Regions from separate parts of the Homo sapiens genome. Here regions 1 and 3 are each linked to region 2. A link is a contact called in ENCODE Hi-C or POLR2A ChIA-PET data. All regions are on one chromosome and are shown on one strand. The core of a region is the stretch at or near the end of the contact, and the rest is flanking DNA. Distances in the headings are between cores, read along the strand shown.

The links. A loop is a pair of places that touch in the nucleus more often than their neighbours do. ChIA-PET counts read pairs that join two places held with the same protein, here RNA polymerase II (POLR2A). Pooled maps may share reads with other maps.
Region 1: a pooled map shows a loop between it and region 2 (2.7-fold over the local background). The contact joins the enhancer-like site here to the promoter of ARL15 in region 2. A Hi-C loop is called at or near these places in 2 of 50 pooled maps. POLR2A ChIA-PET finds 5 or more read pairs at or near these places in 2 of 52 experiments (activated CD8-positive, alpha-beta T cell and activated naive CD4-positive, alpha-beta T cell).
Region 3: a loop to region 2 is called in a map of CD8-positive, alpha-beta T cell, with 6 times the contacts of the local background. The contact joins the promoter of SLC38A9 here to the promoter of ARL15 in region 2. A Hi-C loop is called at or near these places in 4 of 168 maps with a recorded cell type or tissue (B cell, CD4-positive, alpha-beta T cell, CD8-positive, alpha-beta T cell and 1 more) and 9 of 50 pooled maps.

The regions. Positions count from the first base shown.
Region 1 is chr5:53,028,422-53,033,200 of GRCh38, forward strand. The region is part of intron 2 of ITGA2 (integrin subunit alpha 2); the gene reads left to right. All of the region lies in intron 1 of LOC124900974 (a long non-coding RNA gene), which reads right to left. Among named protein-coding and RNA genes, the nearest start is that of ITGA2-AS1, 41 kb to the left of the region's middle. Within about 2 kb of position 3,475, at least 9 of the 41 ENCODE cell types and tissues checked have a DNase peak (open chromatin) inside an H3K27ac peak, as active enhancers do.
Region 2 is chr5:54,307,324-54,312,370 of GRCh38, forward strand. It overlaps ARL15 (ARF like GTPase 15), which reads right to left and starts at 3,250. Exons shown (of 5, transcript NM_019087.3): 1 at 3,109-3,250. The coding sequence starts at 3,156.
Region 3 is chr5:55,710,132-55,715,112 of GRCh38, forward strand. SLC38A9 (solute carrier family 38 member 9) reads right to left here and starts at 2,193. Exons shown (of 16, transcript NM_173514.4): 1 at 2,086-2,193; 2 at 1,321-1,368. RefSeq lists enhancers at 1,641-1,720, 2,291-2,340, 2,431-2,620, 2,456-3,099.

The sequences.
Region 1 (4,779 bases), core at 2,225-4,724, 1.3 Mb before region 2:
AAAGATTGGCAATTATTGTAACCATTTGGGATACGAGAGAGAGTTGCATGTCTAACAATTATCAAATGATGCTTTGATAATCATAAAGTGGTGAGGAGGCTAGAAAGACAATATGGTCGGTATATTTTGACCTTGGAATCTAGCAGATGAAGTAGCTAATGACCCACAGTTTTAAATATTCAGCCCTAATTTTTTCCCTCAGACTGCTATATTAAACAATTCATTCAACATCTCCACTTTAATGCCCAGTAGACATACCAAACTGAACTGGGAGAACACAAGTATCTGATTTTCTGCACAAGCTAATGAGGCCAAAAATCTTTGACTTGTCTTCTTTCTCCTCCCCTATATCTTATCCATGAGCCAGTCCTGTTAATCCTATCACCAAAATACCAATTATACCTGGCCGTTCCTCACTGTCTCTCCTGATGCCACCCTGATGGAAGCCAACACCAGCTCTTACAGGCACTGCTGCAGCAGCTTCTCCACCTGCCTTCAGCTTCCCTTCCTGCCAGCTTTATTCTGCTGTCTTTGCTCTAGCCAGTGTGAACTGTTAAAAACATGGCTCGGCCAGGAACGGTGGCTCATACCTGTAATTCCAGCACTTTGGGAGGCCAAGGCGGGTGGATCACTTGAGGCCAGGATTTCAAGACCAGCCTGGTCAACATGGCGAAACCCCATCTCTACTAAAAACACAAAAATCAGCCAGGTGTGGTGGCGGGCGCCTGTAATCCCAGCTACTCCAGAGTCTGAGGCAGGAGAATCGCTTGAACCTGGGAGGCAGAGGTTGCAGTGAGCCAAGATCAAGCCACTGCACTCTAGCTTGGGTGACAGAGTGAGACTCCATCTCAAAAAACAAACAAAAAACACAGCTCATTCCCTAGATTAAAATTCCTTAAAGGATGCTCTGCGATTGGGTGTCAGCCTCTCTCCTATTATCATCTTTTACACCTTCTCCTCTGCTTTCTATGCTCCAAGAACTAAGTCTTTTGTCTGTTCCTTGAACATGCCTAGCTCATTCCTGTTGCAAAGCTTTTGCAAATTATTTTCTCCTGCCTGGAAGAGTCTTCCCTAAGATCATCACTCAAATGGTTTTCATCTTTCAGTCTCAGCTCAAATGTTTCTTCCTCATAGACCTTTCAGAGCAACCCTATCTATATAGCACTCGACTGCTCTCTGAGTCACTCCAGCCTTACAGGTGGATTTATTTTCTAATGATTAGTACTATCTTAAATGATCTATACTTGTTTATATGCTCATTATCTGTCTCCTGCCACTGTCTCTGAGTTCAGGGACACTGTTTTGTTGACTGCTGCATTCTCCACACCCAGAGTGATATCTGGCACTGAGTAAAGGATCAACAATTATTTGTTAAATGACTAAATGGAAGTCCCAATTCTAAATGATTCATCCCAAGTGCTATACAAAGTGAGCTATAGTAGACTGACTTAAGATGTTTGAGCTGAAAGGGAGCTTCAGATGAACTCCACTGTTCTAGTTCATAGACATGGCCTAGCTGAGGACATCTGGCACCGAGTTTGAAGCAATTCTTTTAAGTAACAGCTTTCCTGGACAGAGTAAATCTAAGAGCCACCATCAGTAATAGACATTATTGAAGGTGATAAGCCTTTCAAGGATTGTAAGGGGCTCAACCACTGGCCATGCTGCTGGTTGGAAGTTGAACAAGACGAAAAGGGACACAGAGTTGAGAGGATCCCACCAGGCAGAGTTCTGGGAACATGAGAGGCAGCCATATCTCCTTTCTCTGTCCAGGATTACCTCTAAGTATCCAAGACATTGTTGAAAGACAAGTATATTTGTAGTTTATAGTGAGATCCTAGTGCTGGTAAGACCAGGGACACTGGACATTTCTAAATCCTGCCTGGACCTTCTCATGACATCCCTGAATGATGTATAAACACAGGACAATAGGTCTGGGAAGCAAGGCACCACTCTATTATTGGCTGGGCCAGGGCTTTGAACTCCAGTATAGAGCTTTCTGGCAAGGTGTAGCACTGAGATTAGGCTCAAGGCCTAACCACCAGATGATACAAGCATACCCCACCATGCAAGAGGAAGAGACAGCACCTGTCTGACCTGAAGGGCTGAACCATATGGAATTCAGAAGCAGGAAGGACAGAGAACAAAAGTTGGCCAAGCAAGTCTGTCTGGGTCCTTTTGTTGATCTGGTCTTATGAAGCAAAGAAACAAGAGAGGCAAAACCATGGGCATGATTTTCTAAACTACATGAGGTGCAAAAAATGCAAAACATAGTTGTTGGCCTTAAGGAGTGTAAAATAGAGTCAGTGAGGAAGATTTATATGCAGAATAGGCAACTTTGAATAATATAGAAGACATCAGTCAGTGTAAACCCCTTGCAGTTAATGGTGTTTGTTTTCTTTCAGTGTCACTAGCTATAATAACTTAAGAGCTCATTTTCTTTTCCCAAGGCCTGGGTCATTAGAGAGACAAGGTTTTCTCATGACCTCTGTCATTTGCCCAGCCCTGCCAAGGTACCTTGCCACAGAGGGCAGGGCTGTGGCCAGGATCCAGGTGAATGGGTTATCCCATTACAGTGCTAGAGTGGGCCATGTTAGGACAAGCAGTCTTCACGACTCTCAGGCTCAAGGAAAATTATATGAAACTTGGAACCCAGAATTGCCTGTTTGTTTTGACAGTGGGCCCTGTGCCCTTCTCTACTCTTAATTTATGACAGTTGCATAGGCATTATGGAAGTAGCAGATGTGGGAAGGACTGTTTAAACATTGACTTTCCTTCTGATACTAATCAAGTTAGTTTTGGACACAGAAATTGGTATGACCATGAATTATTCCTTTAGCAAATTGCGAGTTCTTTTTCCATGGATTTATCATGTAATACATGCACACACACACAACTTTGTTTTCTTTATTCCCTTACTGCTTATTCTGAAGCTGTCATTTTGGTATCTTTTTCCTCTGCTTACTTTGACTTTCTTTGTAATCTTTCTATCTAAGTCCTGACTTCACTCCTTTCCCTCAGACAACTCACTGAAGGCTCTAGTCTGAGTATTCTTAAATCACACTCTGTTATTTTTAAAGTACAATTTTAGCTCTGTCATGTGTGCCATGTTTTCTAAGAATTTATGGGCATATTTACATCAGGATCTACCAGATTTTAACAAAATAATCTTAACTCTTTTGCTAGTTTCATTTATGAGACTTTCATTGCACTATGAACTTCAACTCTAGAAACAGTGGTGACATGGCTTTGATAATTCTGGAGCCTTTTTAACAGTCTCAAGTGAGCGGGATAATTTTAAAACAAGCTGACCTCCCAAGTAGAGTACCTGGGCAGCCCTCTGGCTGTAAGTAAGGCTGTGGTCTGTTCTCTTTTCGGTGTAGGCGGAGGGCCATCCCGCTTCAGAGCCCTCACTTCACACACAGGATGTTCCAATGTGGATGATGCAATTCTTATCACAAACAATCTACAAAGGATTGAGATATGTTTAAAATCATTTCCTGGAGTTTGTGGTGATATGCACTCTTTCTGTTTGTCTAATCTGAAGGCCTGTTGCAAGAACAATCTGAGCTCATTATGTGACTCAAAAACCAGAGAGAACTGCAATCTCTCTGTGTGATGAGGACTGACTGGGAATTAGGGTATTTCCAGTTGTAGAAATGTCTTTCATTCTAACAAGGACTAGTGCATTCTTTTTCCTTAAAGAGAGAGGAGAAATAGAAAGAACAAGTGTCATAGCAAAAAATAAAAATAAAAAAAATCCACCTATATATGAGCTTATAGTTTTAACTTTTTAATTGAGAAAAACTTTAATAAAGCTCTACATGTGTTATGAATATAGCATTGTCATCCACAGATGTGCCTATAGGAGAACTTTAAATAAAAAAAAAAGTTTAATTCTATAACAGACATCAAAGATTATGTCACGTGATACTTTGATAATAACACCACCTGGTATTTATTGAGTACTCTTTCCTTGCCAAACATGTAATACCCATAATTACTCTAGGAGCTTTGCAAAATTATTACCCCCTTTACAAATGAGAGGAGTGTGACTCAGAAATGTTAAGTAATTAACCTAAGATTACAGAGCTGATAATTAATAAAGATAGGGGAAGCTAATGCAAAATGAGACAAAATGTTCCAAACGTACATATTTTTGTAAGTATCCAAGAAGGAGAGTGACAGGATGTAGTTGGCATTTATAAATAATATTTAAATTTTATTTTAACATAAACTTTATGAAGTAAGAGAAACTTTCAGAATCTTGAATGAAAAATTCTGTTAGAGAATTTCCAATGTTAGCATCATTGGCTTTACCATCAGCTGTTTCCTGGGCAAAGATGATAGTTACCATCCATCTTTTCATCCTATCATAGACAGGAATTTCTTGTATGAATATACTCAGGAGCCGGAGCACAAGGGTTTTACCCTCAGCTTCCCCACCACTCCCTGGGTGACTTTGGGAAAGTCACACAACTTCTCTGGAGCAGAAAGTATGCCATCCTTATCAAACTGGAATGTTATGAGCACCTTGTGTGAGAATAAAAGTAAAGCACTTCAGGGCTGGGCTCGGTGGCTCATGCCTGTAATTCCAGCACTTTGGGAGGCCAAGGCGGGCGGATCACTTGAGGTCAGGAGTTCGAGACCAGTCTGGCTAACATGGTGAAACCCCATCTCTACCAAAACCATAAAAAATTAGCAGGGCGTGGTGGCAGGCACCTGTAATCCCAGCTCCTTGGGAGGCTGAGGCAGGAGAATCACTTGAACCTGGGAGGC
Region 2 (5,047 bases), core at 2,000-4,499:
ACTGGTGAAAAAAAGCAGAATTTTCCTTTCCATTTCATATTCATCTGATTCAACAAATAAAATATCGGGCCCTAACTATTAATACATGCCAGAAACCAAGTCAGGCACCGCACCAGGTGATACATCTAATTGATTAGGATTAGCAAATTTCTATTCTTTCTCTCGACTGAAATCAATAAAACCCTGTCTTAAATATTAAAGTACTATCCCTGTCCCTCACCTTGACTGTCACTTCTGAGAACATTTGTTTTAAGAAATCAACAGCGACCCGAAGATCAGTAGAGCTTCTTCATCTGTTTTAATATCTCAATCTTATTAAAAGGATTAATCCTGTTAAGACAAAATAGCACCTCCACCTTTCTCTCCCTTCTTCCTTTCCACTCTCCTCCAAATAAAAAGGTTAAGTGACGACATCCAGCCCAAAGAACAATGAACAATAGATACATACACACACACAGCTCTCTCTTCCAGTTTCCAACAGGAACAACACAAGAAAGTCAAATACTGATTAAAAAGAAATGACACACACCATCATTCTTGTCAGTGCATGGAAAGGGAACTTACTCTAATCCATTCAGCAAAATCTGGAGTCAAACTTGGAATGAAAGGAGCATTTTTTTTCCCTGCAAGGTAAGTAAAAGAACTCAGGAATTTTTTAAAAATAAAATAAGATACCAGATGCAAATAAATTGATTTCTATTCCTCAGAAATAGGGCTTTTAATAAACGCCACACAGAGTATGCATAAGCAAGCAAGTCAATCCGAAAGACAGGAAGAGAAAAATAATGTGTGGCACATCATTTTCTCTGAAAGTCGACAAGCAAAAGGTGAACACAAAAAGGCTACCTCGGGAGGGCTAGTTTTTTGTTTTGAGATGGTTTTTCTGTTTGTTTCCATCCAGTTTAATGCTAAAGAATTTTCTGAAATCTTTTCACAGGGGACACTTGGCACACTCACAAAAACTAAACTGTTTCCTTTAAGATTTCTTTTCTCACCTCCAAAGAGTAGCCACTGGCTTTTATGGGGTTGGTCACTGCACTTGTGAATTTTAGATGGATAAAGTGGCAAAATAATGATTTTTTTTAAATATAAAAGTAAAACTAAGATGTATGGCAAGTAAAGCTTTTTAAAAAGCCAAGTCAAATTTGAGGCCTGCTGATTTTGACACAAAGCTGTTAGTAAATTGGCAAAGAAATTAATCTGCTTTTAGGGTAAACTTGAGCCCAGGTAAAACAAAAAGGCCAAGTCAAATTTGTGACCTGTTGATTTTGACACAAAGCTGTTAGTAAATTGGCAAATAAATTAATCTGCTTTTAAGGTAACCTTGGGCCCACAAACATTCATCCACTCACCTTTAGACTATGCCTATCTAGAGGTTAGCCTGAGTAATTAACCAGAGTTATCAATTTTGTTTTCACTAAGCATTTTGATAGGTTTGGCACCTCAAAGACAGCTTTGTGATGCAATTTATAAATTTAAAACACATCCGGTAAATAAAGAAAATAATAAAATGTCAGAACCACCTGATTTTCTTTTTTAAGAACTATTTAAGTATTCAAAATTAGCTTTTAGTAGTACAGGCAATGTCACCCTTTCCTACTTGGTAATTATCCCAACAAACTTTCGCTTTAATTTAGGCAGACTGCAAGACAAAAACCATGTATTGTATTTTATAAGATAAATTACAAATTAAATCAGTTATTTAACTTAGAAAATAATCTTCTGGCAGCTCTCTTAACTTACAGGGCACCTTGTATTGTGAAGAATGTTCATAATCAGATAATCCCCGTAACCAGCTACAGTACTGGGTGAATAATATCCCTTTATCACAAAGATAAAGGAAGTTACTGCCATCAACAAATGAACAACAAAACAGAACTTGAATTCAGAATTTTAGATCCAGCTCCATTCACAAGGCTATGCATTAACTGCAGTCACCATCCTTTCCCACAAGACCATCAAGCTCTGAAGCATTAGGAGAAACATTTTCTTTATGTACACTAAAATAAGCCCAAATACACAGATAACAGCACAAAGCCGGTCCGGCGTTTCTTGGCCATCAAAGCATGCACAGACTTTCTCAGTACAGCCTTAAGTGTAATTCCTAGAAGGCACTGGCAAATCTCTGCCAGGCCAATCTGCAGTCGAAAACCGAGTGCATGTGTCCAACAAGATGACAGGAGGGTCAATGTTTCTAACCGTCTACTTCAACTCTGCATGGCAATAGCGGTTCTGCCCAACATGGTAAACACAATAATCGTATAGGATCGAACACAAGTCTCTGTAAATGAGGATCCCCTTAAACGCAAACAAGCAACTCTGGGGAAATATAATTTCTGGAACAAAACATGGTGCTCGCATAATTCCACAAAGACACATAGAAGTCCATTTTTAAAATGATGTTCGGTCCCAGCACTGTGCTGACACTTTTCCCACCTAAACTTCTCAGCACAAGCCTGGCCTAAACAGCCGGGTTCCAATCCGTGCACAGTGGAACCGCGGCACGCACCCAAGACCGGAATGGTGGGGCTATACCTGTCCCTACTCAGTCCTGTTCGTGCCAGCCTGCGAGGTAGTTTAGACCCGTCTGCTTTATGGTAATGTGCTTTTAAAACCCCGCCACGACCGAGGTCATAGCTTTAGAGATTTAATAACAATCAAATGACCAGGGCTGCTGGGCACTTAGTGAGCCATTCTGGTTATGGCTCTTTAATAGCACCTGGAGTTCTGCTCCAGGGAGAGAGGAAAACTCCTGCTCCCCCGGAAAGAAAGTCCTCTGCGGAGAGCGCAGAGGGAAGCCAGGAAGCCGATCGCGGGCAGGGGACGCGCCGCCGCGGCCGCCCCATCTCTCAAGCAGCCCCAGCGCGACCCTCGCCCTGCAGCCGTGCTGGCCCAGGCCGCACCTTTACCTGTCAGCTCCACCACCCACCCGCCCTGGAGGCTGCCCCTCCGAGTCCAGGGAAAGGCTTACCAGCCGGCTGCGGGAGAAAGAACCCCAGAGGCATCCTATCCCAAAGAAAGAAAGCAAAAAGGCTGCTCCTCAAGGCAGGGGGCCATCGGGCACGCCGAGATCCGAGAGGCGACATGCCACCCCTGCCCTGCACCTACCAGATAATCCATGTACAGAAACGCCTCAGTTATTCGGAGATCAGACATCCGGCAGCCTAAAGCATCCGGAACGGCTCCGAACCCGGAAAAAAAAAGCAGCGTCTCTGGCTGCGAGCGAGCAGCTCCTGAAAAAGCCAGCAACAGCGAAAATAGCCGAAAGCAGCCGACTAGCCGGAGATTACACAAGGGGCGCGGCGATTGGCCAGGCGGGCGGGCAGAAGGAAAGAAGCGTGCTCATTGGCTGCGGCGCCTATAAAAGGCAGGCCCCAGCTGGTGGCAGGAGAGAAACGCGGGAGTGGTGGGGGATGTGGGTTCCTGTGTGCTGAGCGGAGGAGCCGGGGTGGGGGCGGTGCAAGCGGAAGAAAGAGCCAAGAGAGCGGAAAATCGGCTGGTGCTGTCGCCGCCCGAGTTTTGTGTTTCCACAGCTTTCCAGTTGGGTACAACGGAGCCGAACTCCGTGTTCCCGGGCTGGAGAGCCTTGGTGTCCCCGCCAACCCCCAGTAGGAAGCGAGCGCTGTAACATGGGAGGCGTGGTCGCCACTGATCTTGTCTCCCCCCAGAGCCTTCCTAAAGGCTCTGCCGCCACGAGACTGCACCACCGGGAAAGAAGTGTGTGAAAGTGTACTCCGTAAACAGGCAATCCTGTACGCGACTTAGGGGCAGAAAGACCCTCCGCACTTTTATCATTTGAAAGTAAGGTGGACGATTCCAGCCTGGTGTCCCTGAGGGTACACACAGGCCCCCCGCGCAGCCAGAGGTGACTCAGGAACCCCCCTTCCAACCCCTGCGTAGAACGCCGAACAGTCTTCGGAGAATTCGCTTTCCTCCACGTGAAAAGGAAAAGAAAAACATTTGAGGAGTCGCAGTAGTCACTTGTACTCCCCAAACACACGGGAAGAAGTTGATCAGTTTGCATGCTTGGAGTCAAATTACGCTCAGCACAAATCCAACGCCCCTGAATTAAATGAGCAGTAGAAGCTCTCTGCAAAAAACACAACAGTATTTGTGACCCGGTATTATTTCAGGAGGTAAAAACATCTATAAGCAGATGCATTTGGGACGTATGCATTTCCTGGTAATGTCAATATCGCATTAAGCTAGTGGGTTTGGGCAGGGAAAGCCTGAATCGGACAAGAAGCTGGCTTTTTTTTTTTTTAGGCTATAAATAACCAGACCATGCCAGACACATGTTCTTAGGCTATGTTCTTAGGCTCAGGTGATTGGAGTGCCCCCCCCCCCATCCCCACCCTCAGGGCTTAGGGAGAATGGAAGATAAGGTGGATGCTGTCACCTGTATTAATAGTTAGGGCTTGCATACATACAGTAAAGTTTCAAGAGTGAAACTTCATCGACTGAACTCTTTATGAAGTGACTGCCTGACTCTACACGCGATGTTTTAGGAGTTGAATTTTTACTTTCCCCCTGACACCTTTCTTTTTTGTATCCTCAAGAAACAAATTTCCGTACCGTAAGTTTACCTGGGACTACCAAAACAGTTCTGTTAGATGACCGTGGAATTCACCCCAAATGTGCACATAACCAATAAGGGCGAGGCAGCCCCCTAGAGGGAGCTGTAGGTTGATGAGCCAAGTGATTTTAGGTATGCAGTCTAATTTCCAAACCTGTTTCCTCAGCTGCAAAACGAGAATTCCTACAGCCAGAAAGTTGTGAGGGTTTGGGCGGGGGGCGGGGTTGGGGAAGTTGTTTTTGTTTTTTTGAGACAGGGATTCTCTCTGTCGCCCAGGCTGGAGTGCAGTGGCGCGATCTCGGCTCGCTGCAACCTCCGCCTCGCCGGCTCAAGCATCCTCCCACCTCAGCCTGCAGAGTCGCTGGGACCACAGGTGTGCACGACTACGCTCGTCTAATTTTTTGTATTTTAAGGGTAAAGACAAGGTCTCACTATGTTGCCCAGGCCTGTTTCTAACTCCTGGACTCAAGC
Region 3 (4,981 bases), core at 943-3,442, 1.4 Mb after region 2:
TCTCAGAAGTCTAGGGGAAGGAAAGGTAAATTTTATTTTCTTAGAAACAAAGCAACTATATAGGTGACAACTTTTTTTTTTTTTTTTTTAAGACAGGATCTCCCTCTGTGGCTCAGGCTGGAGTGCAGTGGTGCAGTCTTGGCTCACTGCAACCTCCGCCTGCCGGGCTCAAGCAATTCTCCTGCCTCAGCATCCCAAGTAGCTGGGATTACAGATGAGACGCATACCACCACACCTGGCTGATTTTTGTATTTTTAGTAGAGACAGGGTTTCACCATGTTCGCCAGGCTGGTCTTGAACTCCTAACCTCAAATGATCCGCCCACCTCAGCCTCCCAAAAGTGTTGGGATTACAGGCGTTAGCCACCGCAATCCGCCGAACCTTCTATCTTAACACGAAGTTTGTAGTTGTTTATGAGGCAGAGAGATTTTTCTCAAGTTAGGACATGGGTAATTTTGACCTATTGAAACTTTTTTTGTTTAGTTTTTGTTTTTGTTTTTTTTGAGACGGAGCCTCACTCTGTCACCAGGCTGGAGTGCGGTGGCACGATCTCAGCTCACTGCAACCTCCGCCTCCTGGGTTCAAGCGATTCTCCTGCCTCAGCCTCCTGAGTAGCTGGGACTGCAGGCATGTGCCACCACACCTGGCTAATTTTGGTATTTTTTTTTAGTAGAGACGGGGTTTCACCATATTGGCCAGGATAGTCTTGATCTCTTGACCTCGTGATCTGCCTGCCTCAGCCTCCCAAAGTGCTGGGATTACAGGCGTGAGCCACGGCACCTGGCCAAAACGTTTTTAAAAAATCTTTCTCCTCAGCAGCTGCCTATCCTACATATGTCAGATCTTTGTCATGTCTGAAGGTATTAAAAAGAAAAAAGAGGCTGGGCGCAGTGGCCCACGCCTGTAATCCCAGCACTTTGGGAGGCCAAGGCAGGCGGATCACTTGAGATCAGGAGTTCAAGACCAGCCTGGCCAACATGGTGAAACCCCGTTTCTACTAAAAATACAAAAATTAGCGGGGCGTGGTGGCGGGCAGCTGTAATCCTAGCTACTCAGGAGGGTGAGGCACGAGAATCGCTTGAACCAGGGAGGCGGAGGTTGCAGTGAGCCGAGATCACTCCACTGCACTCCAGCCTGGGCGACAGAGCGAGACTCTTGTCTGAAAAAAAAAAAGAAAGAAAAGAAAAGAAAAAAGAAAACAAGGTGGAGGTACAACTTACAACTTATAGTGTGCTCATCTACAGAGCACGGCAATGGATAAGACACTGCCTGGGAGTCATGACAATTAGGTGTTGGTCGAGTTTGCCATTAAATGGTTACCTGGTGTTGAGTAGGTTTCTCCAACTCGGTGGACCTCAGTTTCCTTCTCTGTAAAATGAGGAGAATGCGCTTGACTAGCTGCTCTCAAACCCCTCTTCCAGCTTTACTATGCTGAGATGTCAAGCTACCCACTATCAACACACTCACTCTCACAACTGAGTCGTGTGAAAAGCGTGGCGAGGGCTTACCAGTCATGGCCCTCACCCCCTCTGTGGTCCTAGCTCAAGGCCCAAAGGGGGTTCCTCCCTCATGTTCCCCCTCTAGATGTCCCCAACTCGGGATGGAGAAAGGTGCTCCCAGCCGTGATCGCGCCACCTCACTCAAGCCCAAGCGACGGAGCAAGACCCTATCTCAAGAGAGAGAAAGAAGGGTGCTCCCATTCCTGCAAGTCCCACAATTCTCCTACTCCCTCCTTCTCTCACCCGAGGGTCAGGGTGTTCATTTACCCCAACCCTATCTTTTCTCTAAGGCTCCAGCTGACACCGACTCCCATAGACACTCGGATTTCCTCAGACCCCGAGGGACTCCTGACTTTCTTTCCCTGAGCCCTTGAGGAGCGCGCGCCGTGCCTCCGGAGCAGTCTCCGCGGCTCCAGGCTATGGCCTCCCTGAGCCCCAAAAGAAGAGACGGTTCCGATGCGCTGCAAAGAACTATCCCAGGTGACAGCCGGCTTCGCCCCAACTTCAACCCTTCCCGCCGCCTTCCCTCGGATACCTTCCCACCTCCCCGAGGGGCGAGTTTGCTAGACGTGGGAACGTGATCTACCTGAGCAGGCCGAGCCTTCAACCTCGGAGAACTAGACGAGAAGATAAAGATTCCCTTCCCAAATTCTCGCAATTTGCGACCGCGGGGCTCCTAGTCCAAACAGGAAGCGGCAATAGCCTGGGTCGCAGGGGCCGGCGGGAGTTGGAGTTCTGAATGCGCCAAGCCCGCGGTCGCTGTCAAACCTCTCGCCGCTACGGACTACAACTCCCAGAGGGCTCTGCGACGGCCAGCACGCCCATCACCGCAGGGCCCAGCCCCGAGGCTTCAGGAGGCTGGGCAGCCGGCGCGCCCAGGTGGGCGAGTCCAGTCGGAACTGCAGCCCCGAGTTTGCTCCAGTTCCTTGTCCCGGCTGGAGGCTGGGAGGGGTAGTAGAAGGAATGCAATCTCTTGCCATTCATAGAGCCCCGGAGGCCACGTGAGAAAACGCTGATGCGGCACCTCCATCGAGGGATCACCCCTCTTTTGGGCTTTCCTGGCGCGTGTTGTATGATCTGGTTACGTCCTTGGACCCTACAGACACAAAGGGAAGCTGGTTTGAAAAAACTGTTGAGTTGGCATGCTCCCTCCGTCGTCTAGATATTTGGGTTTGTTTTTTAAAAATGTGTTTGCAAATTAGTCTCTAGGCTAAAAGGGGCTTTAGAAGGATTTTAGAGGCCCACCCCACATACCCAGCAATTTTCCCCAAAACCTCCCCAAGTAAACATACAGTCTAAGTAAAATTAATGTGCTTGTTATGAAAATCAGTTCAAGGTCAGTCCCTGAAAAGCATATGGCCACCCTAAGCTCTTCTTACAAAGGAAGCCAGTGGCTCTTTTTGTTTCTTTTTCTTTTTTCTGTTTAAACCAGAAGAAACAGTGTCTGTAATGCCAGAAAAAAAACTAAAAATTTAGACCGGCTCCGTGGCTTATGCCTGTAATCTCACCATTTTGAGAGGCTGAGGTGGGAGAATCACTTGAGGCCAGGAGTTGGAGACCAGTCTGGGCAACATAGGGAGACCCCATTTCTACAAAAGAATTTAAAAAATTAACTGGGCAGGGTGGCACCTGCCTGTAGTCAAGCTTACTTGGGATGCTGAGGCAGGAGGATCATTTGAGGCCAGGAGTTAAGGCTGCAGTGAGCTATGATGGTGCCACTGCACTGCAGCCTGGGTGACAGAGCAAGACCCTGTCTCAAAAACAAAACGAAACAAAACAAAAAACCTAAACTTGAAAATTCAAATTTAGGCTGGGTGCGATGGCTCACACCTGTAATTGCAGCACTTTGGGAGGCTGAGGAGGGCAGATCACAAGGTCAGGAGTTTGAGACCAGCCTGACCAACATGGTGAAACCCGTCTCTGCTAAAAATACAAAAATTAGCCAGGCGTGGTGGTGTGCACCTGTAATCCCAGCTACTCTGGAGGCTGAGGCAGGAGAATCGCTTGAATCCGGTAGGCGGAGGTTGCAATGAGCTAAGATTGTGCCACTGCACTCCAGCATGGGCGACAGAGCGAGACTCAGTCTCTAAAATAAAATAAAATAAAAATTCAAATTTAACAAATAGCTAACATTGAATGCCAAGAATTTTACGTGTATATCTTTTTAAGTCTTTACCACAGTTCTGGAAATGATAATATCTCTTTAAGTCTTTATCACAGCTCTAGAAATGTATATTTTTCCTGTCTTACAGAAAAGGAAATAGTCCCAGAGAATTTAAGTGCCTTGTACAAGGCTAAACAACTACTAAGTGGCAGAAGATCTGGAATTCATACTAAGATCTTATCCCAAAGCCTGCGTGCTCTCAAACATTGCGTCTATTATGGAGGGCTTGACAAATGCAAGGCAAACGATTTAATGAATGTTGTCTTTAAGGGAGATAAAAGTTGTTTTGCTGATGGTATTCTTGTTCAAAAACTTTTTTAACTGTTCATTGGCCCTGCCTTCAAGTCAGGGCTGGTCAAGTAACACAAGTCAGTAATACATTCTTTTGATAGTTTCAGTGATAGCAACCTTTCTTTTTTTTCTGCATTCCAGGCTGAGAAAATAATTTCAAGCAAGGCTGGGAAACACAAAAGTAAATAGTATGAAATGATGTCAGCAAAAAATGGGAAAAAAGTAGGGAACTCAAAAATGAATAAGCTGGCAAAACTGTCAGGAGCACCTTTTTTGGAAACTCTGAAACTGATAAAAAAAACTCACAAAATCCAGGGGAACATGTAATGAAGAAAAAACTGCTGAATTTTGGTAAGAGAGTTCTGTGGTCATCTTCTATTCTCCAAGTTGTCAGTGGCCTTGAAGATGGCAGCCACATTCCTGGTGTGGGTTGCTGGCACCAGAGGGAGCACTATGGACCTTATCCTCAAGGAATTGTAGGTGTGTTTTGACCTCCCTGATGGTTTCCTGAAGGTTCAACTCAACGGCTTGCCTTTGTTTCACCTGCCTCAGAGCTTCCTCAGGGCTCAGGCAGCTTCCCAGGCAGTGTTTGTCAAAAACATTAAAGGCAAACAGCCAGTGTCACAGAAAGCAAGGTATGAAAGCCAGGACAAGCAATAAACAGACCAAAAATCCTGGGAAGGAAGAGGCTGGAGAAGGAGATAGTTGGGGGAATAAAGGCTTTGGAAAGCTTCATTTTATTCTGGGGAATCTAGAAGGCCATCGGCATGCCCTGGTCTGGATGCATACTCAGAGAAAAACCTAAGAACACCGTAAACTCTCACCTCTGACTGACCGTCAGCTTTCATGCAAGCAGGAAGTGAAGGCTAAGGTGGCGTTGTAAACTACCTCGTTAAGCATTGAAGGGGTGCCAGAACACATAGCTAACTGGCAAAGACTGGGAGTGTTTTCTCGCATTTTGGGCTTTTATCTTTTTATTTTTTGGTTTGAGACATTTAATAAAAGAAATAAACAACAACAAACTCTG